2 separate regions of the Homo sapiens genome follow, and region 2 is linked to region 1. A link is a loop called in an ENCODE intact Hi-C map of the cell type or tissue named here. Cell type or tissue: IMR-90. All regions are shown on one strand.

Region 1 (8,000 bases):
CTTCTTCTGCAAAGTTGGTCACCCCATAGGGTAACCTGCTCCCTGCCCCCGGAAGCCTCCTTGTCATGTGCAAGACAAATGTTTAGGTTTTCTAGCCACCTGCTGGCAAGCATGTGTCAGATCTGTCTCAGCCTCCATTGGCCCTCTCCCTTTACTTCTTGTTCTGTTGACAAGGGAACCTGCCCTTACAGAATACGGATATTGATTTAAGCCACAATTGCCTCCTTGTAAACTCTATAAAATTGGAGCTGGACATCTGGTTTTGATCCACACGCCCACGAGAGGTGGTAGGTCCCAGCATTCTTGAGTCCTGGAATTGCACAGAATCAAAGTGAAAAAGAATATGAATGGAGAGCATGAGGTATCTTTAGAATTTGGAAGATGGCTTTCTTTGATAGGCTAGGGAACTCACACCATTTAGACTGGGGCCAAAGTTAAGGTAGGTTTCTTGCTGGGAGGTTGGGGGGCAGGGGTCACTGCTAAAGACTGAGGTCCCCAGGCTGTGTTTGATGCAGAGCAGAGCAGCTGTAGAGCCCTCCAGCTGAGGATTTGCCACTGCACACCATTCTCTGGGCAGTACCAGAAATAGAGAAGCCAAACAGGTTCTTGGGGTGGATGTTGCCCTGTTTGAAGATTGTGACTAAAGGCTCATTCCTTCTTCCTCCACTGATTTCCTCACCATCACTACCACATATACATCATCAAGACAGTTAAGGACAGGTGACTTTGTTCTGTTGCTTAAACATATTTGCATGTACAAATAAATGTTGAACACTAACCTAATGCCTATTAGACCATAGGTACTCAAAAATTATGTATTTACTTTGCTTAAAATAACCTTTCATGTGTAGGGTGATAATTTTTTTCTTCATATGGAGTATATAGCCTTTTAAAAACTGATAGCCAGGTTCTTGCAATTTACTTCCCCCTTCCCTCTGTTTCTAGATCTAAGACCCCAGCATTTAAAAATATCCTTCTCTGGCTCTAAGTGATCCCTCAGGGAGTTTGTTTCAAGTTCTCAATCTGAGATTAGTTTCATCCCACATCTAGAGGACCTGCTTCTAATGGTTCATAAGGTACTTCCACTGGGTTCAAGAGGAAGACACAGCTCTAGAAATCACCTGCTTTCCCAACAGGTGTGTCCCATGGTGGGGAAGAAGCCCAGTCCTCCTAACACCCACCTGGCTACCTTAAATAGCTTGCCACAGTCTCCCTGCAGAGAGCCCAGACTAGCTGTGTGACTTTAAGCAAATCACTTTCCCTCCGTGGGCCTCTTTTCCTGGAAAAGGGAGGAGTTGGACTCACTAGAGGGTCACAAGGACCCTACCAGTGTGACAGATCACATCTTCCATGACTCCGCTGCTCCCTCGGCCCCACACTGTGGCCCATGCCTGGGATTTTCAGGTAACCCTGCTGGCCTAGAGGACTTACATAGAGTGATTTGGAGGGGGTGGAGGAGGAAATTAAGTTATGTGATGCCAGATAAGTCATTGAACATACGGATGAGTGCATGTTTATGAAGCACTGAAGAAACAAGCTTGCCAGATTCGTGGCGGATCTTGGATTGGAAGTTGGGAGTATGCGAGAGGTTTATGTGGGATTAAAGTTGTCTGTGGGTAGCTGAATTCAATAAGCTAAATCAGAGAGATCCCAAACTCTGCAGAGAGATCAGACCCCGCCTCTAACTCCAACAGAGGCTAATTACAATTTTGGGAAGTCCTCGAACCACACTAGGTCTCACTTCCTCATCTATTAAGAGCTACTGACTTTGATTATCTCTAAGGTCTTTCTTGACTTATCATTAATTAAATTGTGAGAATTGGGAGCTAGTAGAAAAATCTGGACAAATGCGTGGATGGAGAAGGGGATACCTCAAATGGCCTAAATATAGAGGGAAATGTTCTGTACAAGTGATACGTTTATTCTTGAATCGGAGATAGCATTGGAGGATATATTCTGTACAAATATTGTGCTTCAAATGCTTACCCCTCCATCATCATCAATGATATTAAAATCATTGCTTAACCTGGGATATTTGCTTAACCTGGGAAGCCTCCCTGCATTTCCCCAGAGAGCCTAAGGCTCCCTTCCCAGCCTCCTGATGCCACTTAGCAGCCTGTGTTTAATTTGCATTCCTAGAATGTGACTTCACAGAGAAAGGGATCTGTTGTTTTCATTTTTGTGTCCCCCACCTTGAATAGCGACAGCCACAGGAATGTGTTGAGTGAATGAATGCGTGACCAGCCATTGTGAGCTCAGAATGTGCAGCAGCGATTTGACAGTGCCAGGAACTTGGCTCAGAGAGGCAGTGCACCTTGCCAGGGCTTCAAAACAGTGTTACCTTTATCCCCCTTTTGGCCTGTCCCAAGGCTAAGGTCATGAATGCTCAGCGCTTGGTGGCCAGAAAAGGCTGTTCTTACTCCCTTTTAGAGACCTTTCTTCCCCACATCTTAGCCTGCTTAGTTCTCCTGCAAATTGGGGCTCTTGGTCACAGGGAATCGGGTGTCATTGCATACGCATTAGGATAACTCCTCGTTAGACACTCGGAAAGCAACTCAAAACACACGTGTACAGATTATTCATTAAGCAGTCTGTTGGTGGTCACGTGCTAAATGTTGGGGAAGATGCAGAGATGAATGTAGTGCTGCTGGCCTTGGGGTCTGGAAACTGGTGAAGGAGGCAGTCAGGTTACAATCATAGTGCTCCAGGGAGAACAAGGGAAGCAAGGAAGATGGAATACAGGGTTCCCACTTCAGGTGTTGTTTTTTAGTACAAACCATGATTGAGAATCCTCTTGGTTCAGGAGCAAGCTGGAGGGTCCAGGAATGGTCTCCGCTTCCACATGACAGTGGTTTTCTTGTCCCTGAATTCCCAGGGCTAGGGTGATGGATGCTCAGAGACCATTGTGATGGGAGCCCTTGGTCCTTGTGGGGAGAGTCGGGGGAACACGCATGTTGTACAGGTGTTGGGGCTTGGGGAGGTGTAGGTGTGCATGCTCACCAGGGTACTTCTCAGAAGTATCCCTGCTCGTGGCATGGTGGGGGTGAGTCCACCTCAGGCCCCTAAGCTGTGCTTCTACTTCCTTTCTAATTATACAGCATGTATTGTCTCTGTGACCACTTCTGACACAGGAACAGACTGCCATCTACTGTCCACTTCTGTCCTGAGTCCCTCCTGCTCAAGGAGGCATTTATTTTTTCTCATCCTGTTTTTAATAGATCCGGACACCAGGAGAAACAGACGTGGAGTCCTATTTAGTAATTTTTTTAGAATTTAGAAGGGAGCCTTCAAAAAACATAGCACATCTGTCAGATGGTTTCCGTATCTGTTTACAAAGTATTATTGTAAGGGGCCACTCTGCTGCCACTGAGTCTTGCTAGCCGCTGTGCGAGGTGCCGTGTGGGATACCAAGAGATACAAAGCAAGGCCTTACCTTCAACAGCCTTGCAGTCTACTTGCGAATACAGTGTAGATTTGCAGAGAAGCAGACTACAGGATGTGGCAGTAGATATTTGGTAAGAGGCATCTGGGTGGTAGGGACTACAGAGGTTTTGGGAGTTTGGAGGAAGGAGGAGCCCTTATAGGCTGGGGGATTTGGGAAAGACCAATATGGGTCTCCTTTTAGCAATCCCAGTGTTTAGGAAGAGGCTTCTAAGAGCTGCGCGATGTTGTGGGACAGGCTATGAACTGGAAACTCAGGAACCTGGAGGGCCTGAGGTCTAGTCCAGCTTCTGGCAGTCCTGCCCTGTGACCCAGGGCCTTGGGTTCCGCATCCTCAAAGCAAGGCTGTTGGTCTTCTTGTCATGTAAGGGCCCCCCCATCCCCGACCCTGCATCATGTACCACTCTTGGATGCAGTGGGAGGTGGTTTCCTGGTTTCCAGCTTGTCAAGAGCAATAGAGTCAATTGGATCCCATGCAGGAAGGATACCTGGATGCAGGGCCCTGTGCTGATGACCCCACATGCAGCAGGAGAGAGAGAATTTCCCCAGGGGAGTTTTGGGTGCTGTTAAAATACAAAGGGGGGAAATGTTCCATGCAACCTCTGCATGCCACTCCTCTCCAGAGCTTTCCTGGACTTTCCTTCCAAAAATATATGTGCATGGTGCTTTGCGTCCAAGATAGCTACCCCAAAAGAAATTGTATTAGTATTCTAGCATTGTTCATAGCTCAAATCTAAGATTCCTTCACATTAGAATTCATTCCATGATTGTTTTTATGGAGGTTTTCTTTGAGTATTTGAGACTTTTGGTAGCTGTGGATTAAAATGAGGAAAAGATTGTTTTCTATAGCTCTTTTACTCCTTGTCTCTTTTTCTCTGTCTTTCTTAGCATTTAAACCACCACCAAGGAAACCTCCAGGGTGTTTATTGCATATTCTTGCCTTTTGATGTGTGTGTGTGCATGAGAGAGAGAGAAAAAAAAAGAAAGGGAGAGAGGAGAGGCGAGAGAGAGTACAAGAGAGAAAGATATTTTAGACTGTGGTCTATTAGCATGTCTAGGAAATCAAGTTGAATTTGGATTGGGTTACAGGTTGAGAGACCTCAGCTCGTCACTGTAATCCTCTGACATTTCCCTTTTACTTTTTGGCTCTTGTCTGAATCAAGAATACATCTTCCCGTTCCCTCTTCCATGTTTACATCTTCTTTTGGGGCAGCTGTATAAAGTTACTGTCTGTCTACAGCAAGTCTCCTTAATTCTTTTGGGGACTGCTCGACAGAGGCACAGTCAAGGATAGAACCATTAGAGACGGTCAGCTTTTGGACAAAGACAAAAAAATATGTTGAGGAATAGGAGAAATGTTCCAATTGTCGATTATGTGTTTTCCTGTGGTATGCTGATGTCTGTGACTGTTGTCCACAGAAAGAGAGCGTGAGCAGGGGCTGGGGCAGAGATAAAAGGGAGATTCTCCCCAAACCAACAAATGTGGAGAGAGAGCAGGAGTCCCCAGCAACAGATATGGAGCCAAACAACCCTGGGAAGTAACTAGGAAACTTCCTGGTGACCTGAGATGTGTTTTGTAATCACTGGTGAAAGTAGGAGGAGATGGGGTAGAGGAGAGTTACAGGTAGAGAAGTTCCGTGGGAGGAGACCCCAAGGTGAGAGAAAGCAGGGACTTAAAGAACTGAAAGAAGCCCAGGGAGGGGATGAACAGAGAACATCCCATATATCCCATATCCAGTATGGTGGAGAGGTGGGCGGGAGCCAACTGGGAGCTTACTTTTTTTTTCCCAGGGGCATGGGAACTATGGAAAACTCTGAGGGCACAATTAAGCTTTTGTTTTTAAAAAGATCCCTCCGGCTGCAGTGTGGCTCTGAATAAAGAGTTGTTCAATGAAGAAAGGAATGGCTGATGGTTGGATTGATGGAAGAATTAATGAATGAGCAAACGAATGCATGAGATGCAGAGGGAACGCAGCAAGCCTGATTTGATCTCTGGTTACTTTGACCAGTACTGGCTCCAGGGGCGATTATCTCAGCCTGGGAGGCCAGGGAGTAATGCATTGATTAGAATGTCTCTGGACACATGGATTAAAATATCTGATATTTTAGGGTGGTTGATAGTGGGGAGGACTTCTGAAACTTTTTCCCTCTTCTATGCATTTCCATCCTAATTTGATTTCATTCAGGATCAAAAAAGAAGATGGCTTTTGAAATTACATCCCAGAAAATCTGAAACTGTGGCATTGACTTGCTCCAGAGAGGGCTGCTTGCATGGAAGACCTTTTCATAGGCTCATCGTGGAATAGGGACAGATGATAAAGTTTCTTGGGCATATGAAGGGGTCCCAGATTTCTGGACGTCAGATCCACCCATAGATGATTCCTTGGATTAAATGATGTGTGTGTGTATGTGTGTGTGTGTGTGTGTGTGTGTGTGTGTGTGTGTTTAAAGTTTTAAAGTCTCCTGAAAATTACCAAGTGCTACTGAACATTTTTTTTGTCAGTAGTGGATATCTGGATAATTTCTTTCAAGGCCACATTGCTTAGCATGTATAAGGAAAGTGTGTGCGGCAGAGACCCAGATGGACAGCCGGCATGCCATCCAGTTGCTTGGGGAGTGTGAATACTCCTTGGCAAAGCCAAAGGGAGCCAAAGAGGACCTCTAGTGTCTTTGCTCTCCCATGTCCTGACTATTCCAATCTCACTTTGCATTTTGAGATCTTTTAACTTTTGCTAACAGTGATTGCTCAGGATGTCATTCAGGCCAATTAAATTTGAATGTCTAGGGTTGGGACAGAAGCTCACGAGGTGAATGCAATGTGCAGCCACGTTGAGAACCACTAGCTGACACTGCTAATCTACTCTGCTCTCCTCCCTGCCTTTTGGCGGCTTTGCCATGATATCTGTCCCATCCTCACCTCAGTTTGCTGAGAACTCCTCACTTAGTTAAGGAAGTTCTTCTAAGGATGTTCAACTAATATGGGCTAAGGCCTCCTATCCCCTAAAAATCCAGCATTTGCCTGAGAAATTGGACGCTAGGAGGATAAGACAGGTTCTTAGCAGATTCTGAAGCACTCACCGTCTCTCATCTGCTGAAGGGTGTATTGAGGATGAATGATGGGGAACAGCAGGGAGAAAGACCAGCATCCATAGGGCAGTAACAGGGTGCAGACACCTATTTATATGTGTCATCGTAGTTCCCCTGACAGCTCCCAGAACCAGATATTATACCAGGCAGATATACCAGGCTTACAGGCACCTATTTATATGTGTCATCTCCTTAGTTCCCCCAACAACTCACAGAGGCAGATATTATACCAGGCTTGAGGGCACAACAACTCACAGAGGCAGATATTATACCAGACTTGAGGGCACAGTTTGCATAATGCATTCATAATGCAAAGTGGTTTGTGATCTTGGAATGATCAGACTTCCTACACTGGTTCTCCCCAGTAATTTGCATATCAGCCAGATACCCTCCTCTAGGGTTAGCTATGATCAGGGCTGCTGATTTCTGGCACTGATGGCTCAATGGGAAGGAAAGCGCCTATCCCCTCTGTTCTGTGGGATTCAGCAATCTTGGGCTGGTCCTTCCAGGAGGCCCAACCTGAGGACATGCTTTAACCAACAGGCCTTTATATTGAGAAAATAGTAGTTCTCTTCCTTGCCATTTCCCTGTTAGGAAGCCATGGCTTGCAGGACAGCCAGGGAGTAGAGGTTCAGAGAAGGAGGCTAAAAAAATCAAGACCTGAAAAAGTTAAGTTTCCAACCATATATTCCCAAATTGTAGAGTGGACCATATGGAATCATTGCAATCCCTGGGTTTCTCATTTACAACTTTTGCAAAAGATATTACTATGTATGCTGTCAGGCATGCTGGAGCCGGATGTCTAGCACCCATTGCTAAGTGCATGCTTCGGTAAGAGCTTTGGACTTGGGATTCTCCAGACTGCTGAGTGACCTACGTGTAGTTTAGCAACATAATGCTTGGAATGAGCCACGCCGACCTGATGCGAGAACCGGATGGTAGCCGAAGAGAGCAGGCCAGGTAGTGAGACAACTATGATCTGCAGAGGTGGGCAGCGGGGTGGAGACAGGCTTCTTCTGCACCAAGTACTGCTACCTGAACTGTACATCACAGAGACAAGCCCTGCCGAGAGCAGTGGAAGCAGGAAAACACAGGCCTATCTCTGTGTCTGTCATGTAAGTAAGTCTCTCTTGGCTGTGTGTACCTGCCACCATCACCCCATCCCACCCCAAATATACAGCATCACCTTCAGCTATAGCTTTTGGTTTTTGATTAAAGGACAGTAATATTTCCAGGAGGGAGAAGAGTGATGAACAGAAGCATTTATGTATGGACACTGGGCAATTTATTGTTTTTCAAAGTCTAATCTAGAACATGTTTGCAAGAAAGCGTGAATTGAGTAAAAAGTTTACTATCGTATTAAGGACTGTTAGGTACAATGACTGAAGGAGGAGTTAAGAGTGATCCTTCAATAATTCCCCTGTGGGATTATGCACATTTAAGGAAAAATGTTCTTCAGGCTATTTCTGCCT
Region 2 (8,000 bases), 420 kb before region 1:
AAGTTGTGGCCGATGGAGGCTCCCCAAAGTGCATGGAAGGTGGTGATCCAGTGTCTAAAGGCAGGAGTACTGGGGCAACCCCATAGCTGGGGGTCCTATGGGAGAGACTGAGGAACTTCGGTTTGTGGACTCTCAGTCAACTGTGTTACTGAGGAGGGGAAAGGAAAGTAGATGAGTTGGTGGTTTGAACAAGACCCAAATCTTGCTTCTACTTATAGGTGCTCACAATGGCCAGTGCCCTGGAAAAGCTCTGGAATAAATACACCTGGGCCTTAGAAAGCAGAGGCAGGAGACAATGCCATCCAGTGGGAGCTTTCATTTGTTTCCTCAGCCAGCCTCTGTGTCAGGCTTTTTGGGAACAAGGGCTGGATGAACAAGACCTTGGGAGTTCCTGTGGGGAGGGACTGGGGGTGAATGGGCAGTGTGGCTGGCCCGGTGATCACTTCTCCTCTGCTTGTCTAGGCTTGAGGATGGATTCTTGGCTCCTGGTGCATTGCCACTCCCTGCCACCCTCCTCCTTGTCTTCTATCTTCTCCTGGTGGCGTCAGGCCTTGCTTCGTGTCCCAACAGGAGCCTCTGGGGCTGGCACAGCCCTCACTGCCTACAACCTGGGCCTGGTGGTTCTCCTAGGGTGCCTCTGGGAGGTAAGGCTGGTGGGCTGGGGTTCCTGGAGAGTTCTAGGATCTTTTTTTGGAGGGCTGACCAAGGGATAAGTAGAACCATGATATTCCTACATAGAAAATTGAAAAGCCTTTTTGATGGGGTCACATGCAGGAGCTGGGATTCTGTGCCATCGTTGGCTGCTCAATCCCTGTTGCAAACTTTCACTCTTCATTTCCTCACATGAGAGAGTACAGGTCAGTGGCAAGCCAGAGTGGAATTCCTTATCCCTCCCACCTCATGTGGATCCCCAGTCTCCTGTTTCCACCTGGGCTCTGTTCATCTCTGCCTGGTTTTCTGATCCCCAAATCTGGTATTCCTTTCAGACCTTGTAAACAGTCATTCAGCAGGTGTATATCAAATATATGCTTCGTGCCAGGCTGTGTTTGGCCTGCAGAATCCCTGTTGGATAAGGCCCCCCTGCCCTCCAGAGGCTCACAGTCTAGAGGGGAGACAGGTGTGGACACAGGCAGTTGCAATGCAGTGTGTTGAGTGGGCAACAGAGAGGATGTATCACGCACCAAGGGCAGGCAGGATGGGGCAGTAACCTGGTCTCTGGTCCAGGGGTGAGGATGTCAGGAAAAGCTTTTCACAGGTGGTAATGATCATCACAGATGTGTTTCCATGTTGATTACAGGCAAGGAATTGGTGTCGACACTTTATGAGGATTGGCTCATCTAATCCTCATGATAGCACTGTTTGAGGCACAGAGGGGTTAAGTAACTTAGCAGGTGGCAAGGCACAGAGGCAGAGTGCAAACCAGGCACCCTGACTGAACAGCTTGCAGCCTCCTCCTCCATCTCTTCCACCTGTTGGTGAGTTAGCAGGGAGGAGACAGAAGAAGCAGGTCCGGACAGCCCCATCTCTTCCAACTCCTCTTCGTCTCTTCCTTTCTTATTGCTGAGCTACAGTGCATCCTCCACCCTACTGACAATAATCTACCCCAAGCACAGGGAGGATGGTTCCACTGCCTGCTAGGAGCCTCTGATGCTTCCCATCCCGCAGAGGCTGAGGCTGAACCCCCTTCATGGACACATGAAGCCCTCTAGAGTCCTCTCTGGCCTTGTCTTCCACTCCGCCTCGTCTCCCTCTATATGCTCTCAGCAGCCTTGCACACCACCCTCATCCAGCACAGGCCTGCTCGCCAGCCCACACAGCCATGCTCAGCAAGTCCTCAGGCCTGGGCACATCACTGATTTTCTGCCAGAATTGCTCTTGTCCCCCAATCTCCTGACAAACTCCTGCACATCCTTTAGATTCAGGTCAGTTGTCGCCTCACAGGAAGCGGTCCCTGACTCCTCTACGGCCAGGTTATTTGTTTCCTTGCTTAGCCATTCCCAGCTCTGGGTACAGTCCTGGACTTTCTGAGGTGGGCTGGAGCCACTCTACCCGCGGGTGAGCACCAGGTGTGGGTCTCCCCGCAAATTCATGTTCAGTGACTTTGTGCGAAATAACTTGAAGTCCCTCCACCCTGGTGGCAGTATTTACACCATAGGAATTGACAAACCCCGCAGACACCTCCCCCACCTTAGGAGCTTATTAAGGATATACTGACCCCCCACTGACTGTGTCTTTCTCCAACTGTGTCACCACTTTCGTATGTGTCTTTCTCCCCTCCCAAATGGCAAGTACTTCAAAGGCAAGGCCTCTGTCTTATTTATCCGTTTACAGACAGACCCAGCGTACTGTCTGGTAGCACATGAGGGCTGCCAATAACTCATGAGACGTGAGGCATGCCCTAGAGAATTTGTCATTTAATTATGGCAACCAGGCATTCTCCTGCCACCCCAGTCCCTTGAAAACTCTGCCACGCCCACAGTCAGCTTCCTGCTCAGAAACCTCAGTAGGTCCTTTTGCATATATGGCCAGAATGCCATGTCCCCCAAGGTAGGGATTTGTATCTGTTTGGTTTTATCAATGAGATCCAGTGCTCAGAACAGTGCCCAGCATGGAGAAATGCTTTGTACCTTTCAACACATTATTGTCAAATAAATCAATAAATGATAAAATTCAAGCTCCTTACAACAGGCTTCAAGACCCTTTATTCACAATTCTGTCTCTCCAATTCTGTGGCCAGCTTCTCCTTTGGTCAGAGCCTCCGCACCAGTCCCGCTGATCTCCTAGTTAGCCCCTCAGGTCCAGGTACCACATACTCTTGTCCTGGCATGAAACTCCCACTCCCTCCCCTCTGTCTGCCCAAAGCCGCCTCATTCTTTGATCCGACTCCTGGAACACCTGCTATTTTCTACTCTTCCTCTAGCACCAACCTGTAAGGTTAGGATTTTTTTCTACATTCTCAGCCAGGCTTTGAGCTCCTTAGGGCAGGGCTGGCGTATGGACCACCTTGGTGTCTCCAGCACCCACCTCAGGCTTTCATGCATAGTAGGCACCCGGGGTAGGGTTGTAGCCTATATTTGCTCACATTAAAAAATTAGAGACCAGCAAGATATATGCAAGTTGCCGCCTCTAACCTCGCCACCCCATGGAGTTTCTTTTTAGCAGTTGTTGACCAAGTGTCAGCAGAGGTTGCATTGGGGTGTTGGTGTTCAGGAGCCCGAGCCAGTCGGGGCTCACCATGGTGGCAGCAGGCTTTATGACTTGGTCTTTTCCTCTTTCCTTTTCCTCTCAGGTCATGGTCACCCCGCTGCTGGCTAACTGCAGCTACTTCTGCCAGCCAGTGGACTACAGATGGAGAAAGCATGGAATGAGGGTATGGCAGGGAGCAGGAAGCAAGCCTGGAGAGGGTTAGGAGGAACAACTTCATAACAATCGGAGGTCAAGGAGGTATCACCTGAGCCTTTTGATGAGAGGCAGGGGACTAGCTAGTTTTGGAGTCAGATAACATCAATTTGGATCTCAGCTCTGCCAGTTACTTGCTGTGTGACTCTGGGTGGCACACCTAACTCTTCTGGGACTCAATTTTCTTATCTATAAGATTGAGATAATAATACCTATTTTATAAAGCGAAATGATTGAAGGAAGACGGAATCAGATAATATATGATAGATAATATATGAAAGTGTTTAGCACAGGGGCCGGCACACACTGAGCGGTAGCTAGGTGGTAGTGATTTCATCACTGTTAGCTGTTCTCTGTTTCAACTGGAAGCAGAACAAAAGACTCTAGCTGAAGCCTGTCTCCAGGTAGCTAAGGCTTCTCACCAGCTGATATGGATGTTGAGTCACTGGATGTTGGTGATGGGCTCATGTCCTGTGACTCAAAGTATGATCCTTGGGCCAGCAGCATCATTTGGGAGCTTGTTGGAAATGCAGAATCTGTGCTCCACCCCAGGCACACTGATTAAGAATCTTCTTTTCAACGAACAAGATGCCCACATGCTCATTAGATTCCAAGGTTCTGGGCTGGGGCACATTTGGAGAGTCCTTCTGTGGTCACTCCAGTAGCTTCTCCCCTTCTTTCCTGTGCGAACAGGCATCTTCCTGGAGACAGGAAGGTAGGCACTGTGGAATCAGCGGTGCGTAGAACAGTGAGGATTTGGGGCTGAACCCAGCCCAGGTGGGCCAAGCCGTGGCACCAGCCGGACTGCAGTCTGATGGAACTTCCCCTTCCTGCCCAGCAGATGGCGAGCGTGTGCTGCTGGTGCCTCTTTCCAAAGGACGTTGAATTGCTTGACAGGTAAGATCCCGGACCCATGGGCTCCTGTATATCCGTCAGCCAAATCTGGGGTGGTGTCTGACTCTGCCAGCAAGAATGCTCTCTAGGTTTGCCCAGGCAGCCATGCCAGAGACTAATTTCAGAGTAAAGCCTTGGTCCAGTACCTGGCTGAGGGAGGATGCTCAGCCACTGAGGTAGCATCCCTCTCTGCCGGCTCCCCTGGTCCCTGCTTTCTATCAACAGAAGTAGGAGTAGGCATTTGCCCCATTAGTATCCAGGTTCCAGGTAAAATTAAAATGGAAAATTAAACAAATTTTAAAACTGACATGATATAGCAAGGGTCATCCAACGGCAAAAGCCATCCTTCCATGTTAATGAGAAGAAACCTTGCTGGTGAGGCCAGGGAGCTTGTGGGATTAAGCAGGGTGGGGCAAGAGCATAATGTTGGTGTGGTTGGTGATGAAAAGAGGGTACTCTTTCTTCTCAGTCTCTTGCCAAAATGATCTGAGCAAAGATCACGTGGGAATGTGTTGTGTGGGTGTCCGGATTTGGGCTGACTGTTCAACACCTGAACTCTTACCCCGGTGGCCTGGGGGGCAAGGATCGGACATTGGAAAGAACCCAGTCTCTGAAGCCAGACTGTTCTGATCCCAGTTTGGCCACCTACTAGTTGTGTGCCTTTGGGCAAGTTACTTAACCTTTCTGTGCCTCTGTTTTTTTTTTTTTTTTTTTTCTTGAAAAATGGAAGTAGTAGAAGTATAAACTGCACACAATTATGTGGTATTTAAGTGATTATTTTATACACATAAAGTAGAATAGTGTTCTCTTCCCTCCTCTTCCCACCACACAGCCCTGCCCAGCATCTAGAAGACCACCTGAAGCTTTCACACTTTGAGACCTTAGATCCTGCGAGGGTTTGAATTTCAAAAGCTTCAATTAAAGCACACAGTAGGTCATAAATTGGTGTTTGACTGTTGTTATTTCCCTTTAGTTTTACTCTCTTCTTCAGTAAAACAGGTAGAATTACCATATCCCACTCTAAGGGGTAGTTGAGGCCCCTGGAGAAGTCTGGAGAAAGGAGACCTCCAGAGTTGATGCCATCTCTTCCTCCTCTCCAGGTGTTCTTTACTTTATGAATGAAGCCAGAGCAGCCCACCTTCCTGCATCTCTACCACCATGGCACCATGCCCTGTGATGGGTGGGCTGGAGTCAAATATGTAGCAGGCAGCCAGGTAAGTGATGCGCGCCGTGGACGGCCCTGCTCCAGGCCCTAGTAAGGCAGGTCTGCTGGGCTGGTCTGCTGGGCTGAGTCCCAGCTCAGGAGACCTGCATCCCTGGAATATCATGGCTGGTCTCTAACTTTTCCCTTCCCTGAGGTCATGAGACCAGGCCTCTGCTCCCATTTGTCCCTGTGGCTCCTCAGAGCTCTCGGGCTACCCCTCTCTGGGATGGGGAGGTGGCTGCTGGGAGATGCTCATAGCCATCAGCCCAGAGAACACAAAGGTAGTAGAAACATTCTCATTGAGCATCTCAATAACTCCAGCCCTCCATCATCACGATCTCAGATGGCTCATGCCGGACCTCTGCAGGATAAGGTCTTTCCAGGGATTCTCTGTGGAGATTGCAGAGGTGCTCTCTGCAGCTTGGAGGATTGAAACATCAAAGAGAACTCCCACACCACAGCTAAGCCCAGCTCCACTTATTTTCCTTTATCTCCCCACACCCCACTCTGCAGCCTTCTTCATAGGGATGCTTAATTCTTTGGTCCATGTCTTCATGGACTGGCCAGGTTGTGGCCTTCTATGTGGCCCTGCTTCTGGTGGAAATGATATCTTACCACCCTACAGCTGGTAAGGAGATCTCATTGGCTCCAGGGGCCTTGGCTGAACCCTTGGTTCTATTCTTGGCTTGTCACTCTATACCAGTGACTTGGCATCTGCCCATAAACAAGCCCTCTCATCCTTAGATCTTCCTTAGCTTCCTAACTTGCAAGGGCCTCGGTAGCCATCTCATCAGATCCTGGAACTAACCCTAACTCACTGGCACAGTGTGGGACTTTGAGCAAATGGCTTCCATGCTCAGGTCTCAATGTCATTATCTATAAAATGAGGGCCTCAGCCAGATGACCTCTAAGCATTAATATCCTGTGAGTCTGTGATCACCGATTGCACCCTCCAGGTGCCTGGATGTCTTGCAGTTTTGGGAGAACCACTGCCCCCCAGATGGTGATGACAGCCTAAAGTGTCCCATACGGGGCTCTGGATAGACTGAGTTTATCATCAGGGCCACCATGACATGGCTGGATGGGGGAATTGGGGAAACCACGACCAGGAGAAGGGTCAAGAAGATTCTTGGGATCATGGGGTGGAAAAAACTGACTGCTCTCCCTTCTCTTTCTTCTCATGCTTTCTTTTGCCCAGGGTCAGTTTGTGGCCACTGCTGCCCCCTCTTCCTACAGTCTCCTCACTGAGTGCCCCTTCCCTGTTGGGTTCAACACATCTGTGCTCCTGTAAGCCCTCAGCCTCCTCGTTCTCTTCCTCAACTTCTACCACCAGACACATCTGAGAAGCAAGCAAGAGAGGCTGAACTAGGAGCAGGACCCAGGGACTGAAACCAGCACAGCATCCCCACAGAGAATTGGGTGGAAGGCAGCATGGCTTCCAGCTTACTGGTGCTGAGCAGATTGCTCTGGGTCTCCATTGTATCCTCTGAAGGAAGGAGGAGGATTGCCTTCTGTCCAGATCTCAGGATCAAACAAATAGGTCCAATTTCCTGTGCTCACTTCAGTTAGAGCACTTCTCATGTGACTTTGTAGCTTTGTGTGCATCTCCTTCCTCTACTAGACCTAAGCCCCTCACGGGAGGGACTCTCTTATTCTTGATGTTCCCCACACCTGGAATTTCAATAAACATCTCAATAAACGTGTGTGTTTGGATCCTTGGATCCCATGACTGCCGTCATAACCTTGGTGAAGAAGAGGGCTGGGAGTAGGAAAGAGGTCAAGGTTCGCTTGATCTCTAACCCTATAGTGGGAAATTGTGACGGAGAATATTCAAGAGTGGGTGTGGGTCTGTTTGATTTCAGGTGTAGCTGTGTAAATAGTTAGCCCTGCATATATTTTTGTCTACTCACAACTGCCTGCATGTGTATTCATAGAGTTGTGTGATTCTGTGTATGTGCCTGGGGAGTGGGAGAGGGCCATGTGCACATGTCTGAATACTTGTTTTCAAATATACATGCATGTTTCCATTTGGGTTTCTCTCCATTTGTGTTGTTTGCCTGCCTCTTCTGTAAGTCTCTGAAAGTGCCACATTGGCAAATAAAAGCCACTGGGATCAATAATTCTCCTGTTCTGATGGGAGACATGGAAGCCCACTGAGAAATCTCCGAATACATGTTCCACTAAGAGCTTCCAAAAATAAATGGGAAAAAAGGAGAAATGGGGCACACCCATCTTCTTCACAGAGAGGGAAACTGAGGACCAGCAAAGGGGAATATATGACTGAGATACTATGGCAGAAGCAAATATTGGCTGAGCTGTTCAAACCCAGAATAGGATGGGTTTCTTGAAAGCAGTTTGCCTGGGAGCTGTCTCTATGTCTCCAGTATGATGACTTTTCTCCTTTATAATTGCCCTTCGGCTGTTTTTCATCTCTAGGTAAGTTCTTATTTTGCCATGCCTCAATAGTCAAGAAAATTAAAGAATTGCTGAAGGTTATGCAGTG

The links. Hi-C counts contacts between places; a loop is a spot of excess contacts. Peaks named below come from ENCODE experiments on the same cell type or tissue, not always from the same donor. Only the 100,000 strongest peaks of a DNase experiment are listed, where the experiment ranks them.
Region 2: a loop joins it to region 1, with 16 times the contacts of the local background. A loop is called at or near these places in 28 of 110 quality-filtered maps.

Annotation. Positions count from the first base shown.
Region 1 is chr12:5,439,452-5,447,451 of GRCh38, forward strand. All of the region lies in intron 1 of NTF3 (neurotrophin 3), which reads left to right. Among named protein-coding and RNA genes, the nearest start is that of NTF3, 11 kb to the left of the region's middle. In IMR-90, a CTCF peak has its summit at 3,151 (motif pointing left); DNase peaks (open chromatin) are centred at 2,200 and 3,140; H3K27ac peaks cover 493 bases.
Region 2 is chr12:5,018,399-5,026,398 of GRCh38, forward strand. LOC100507560 (a long non-coding RNA gene) reads left to right here. Exons shown (of 7, transcript NR_187676.1): 2 at 463-644; 3 at 3,290-3,444; 4 at 4,093-4,296; 5 at 5,126-5,223; 6 at 5,394-5,507; 7 at 6,696-7,196. Among named protein-coding and RNA genes, the nearest start is that of KCNA5, 21 kb to the right of the region's middle. In IMR-90, a CTCF peak has its summit at 4,244 (motif pointing right); no DNase peak of the experiment used is centred here; H3K27me3 peaks cover 2,793 bases.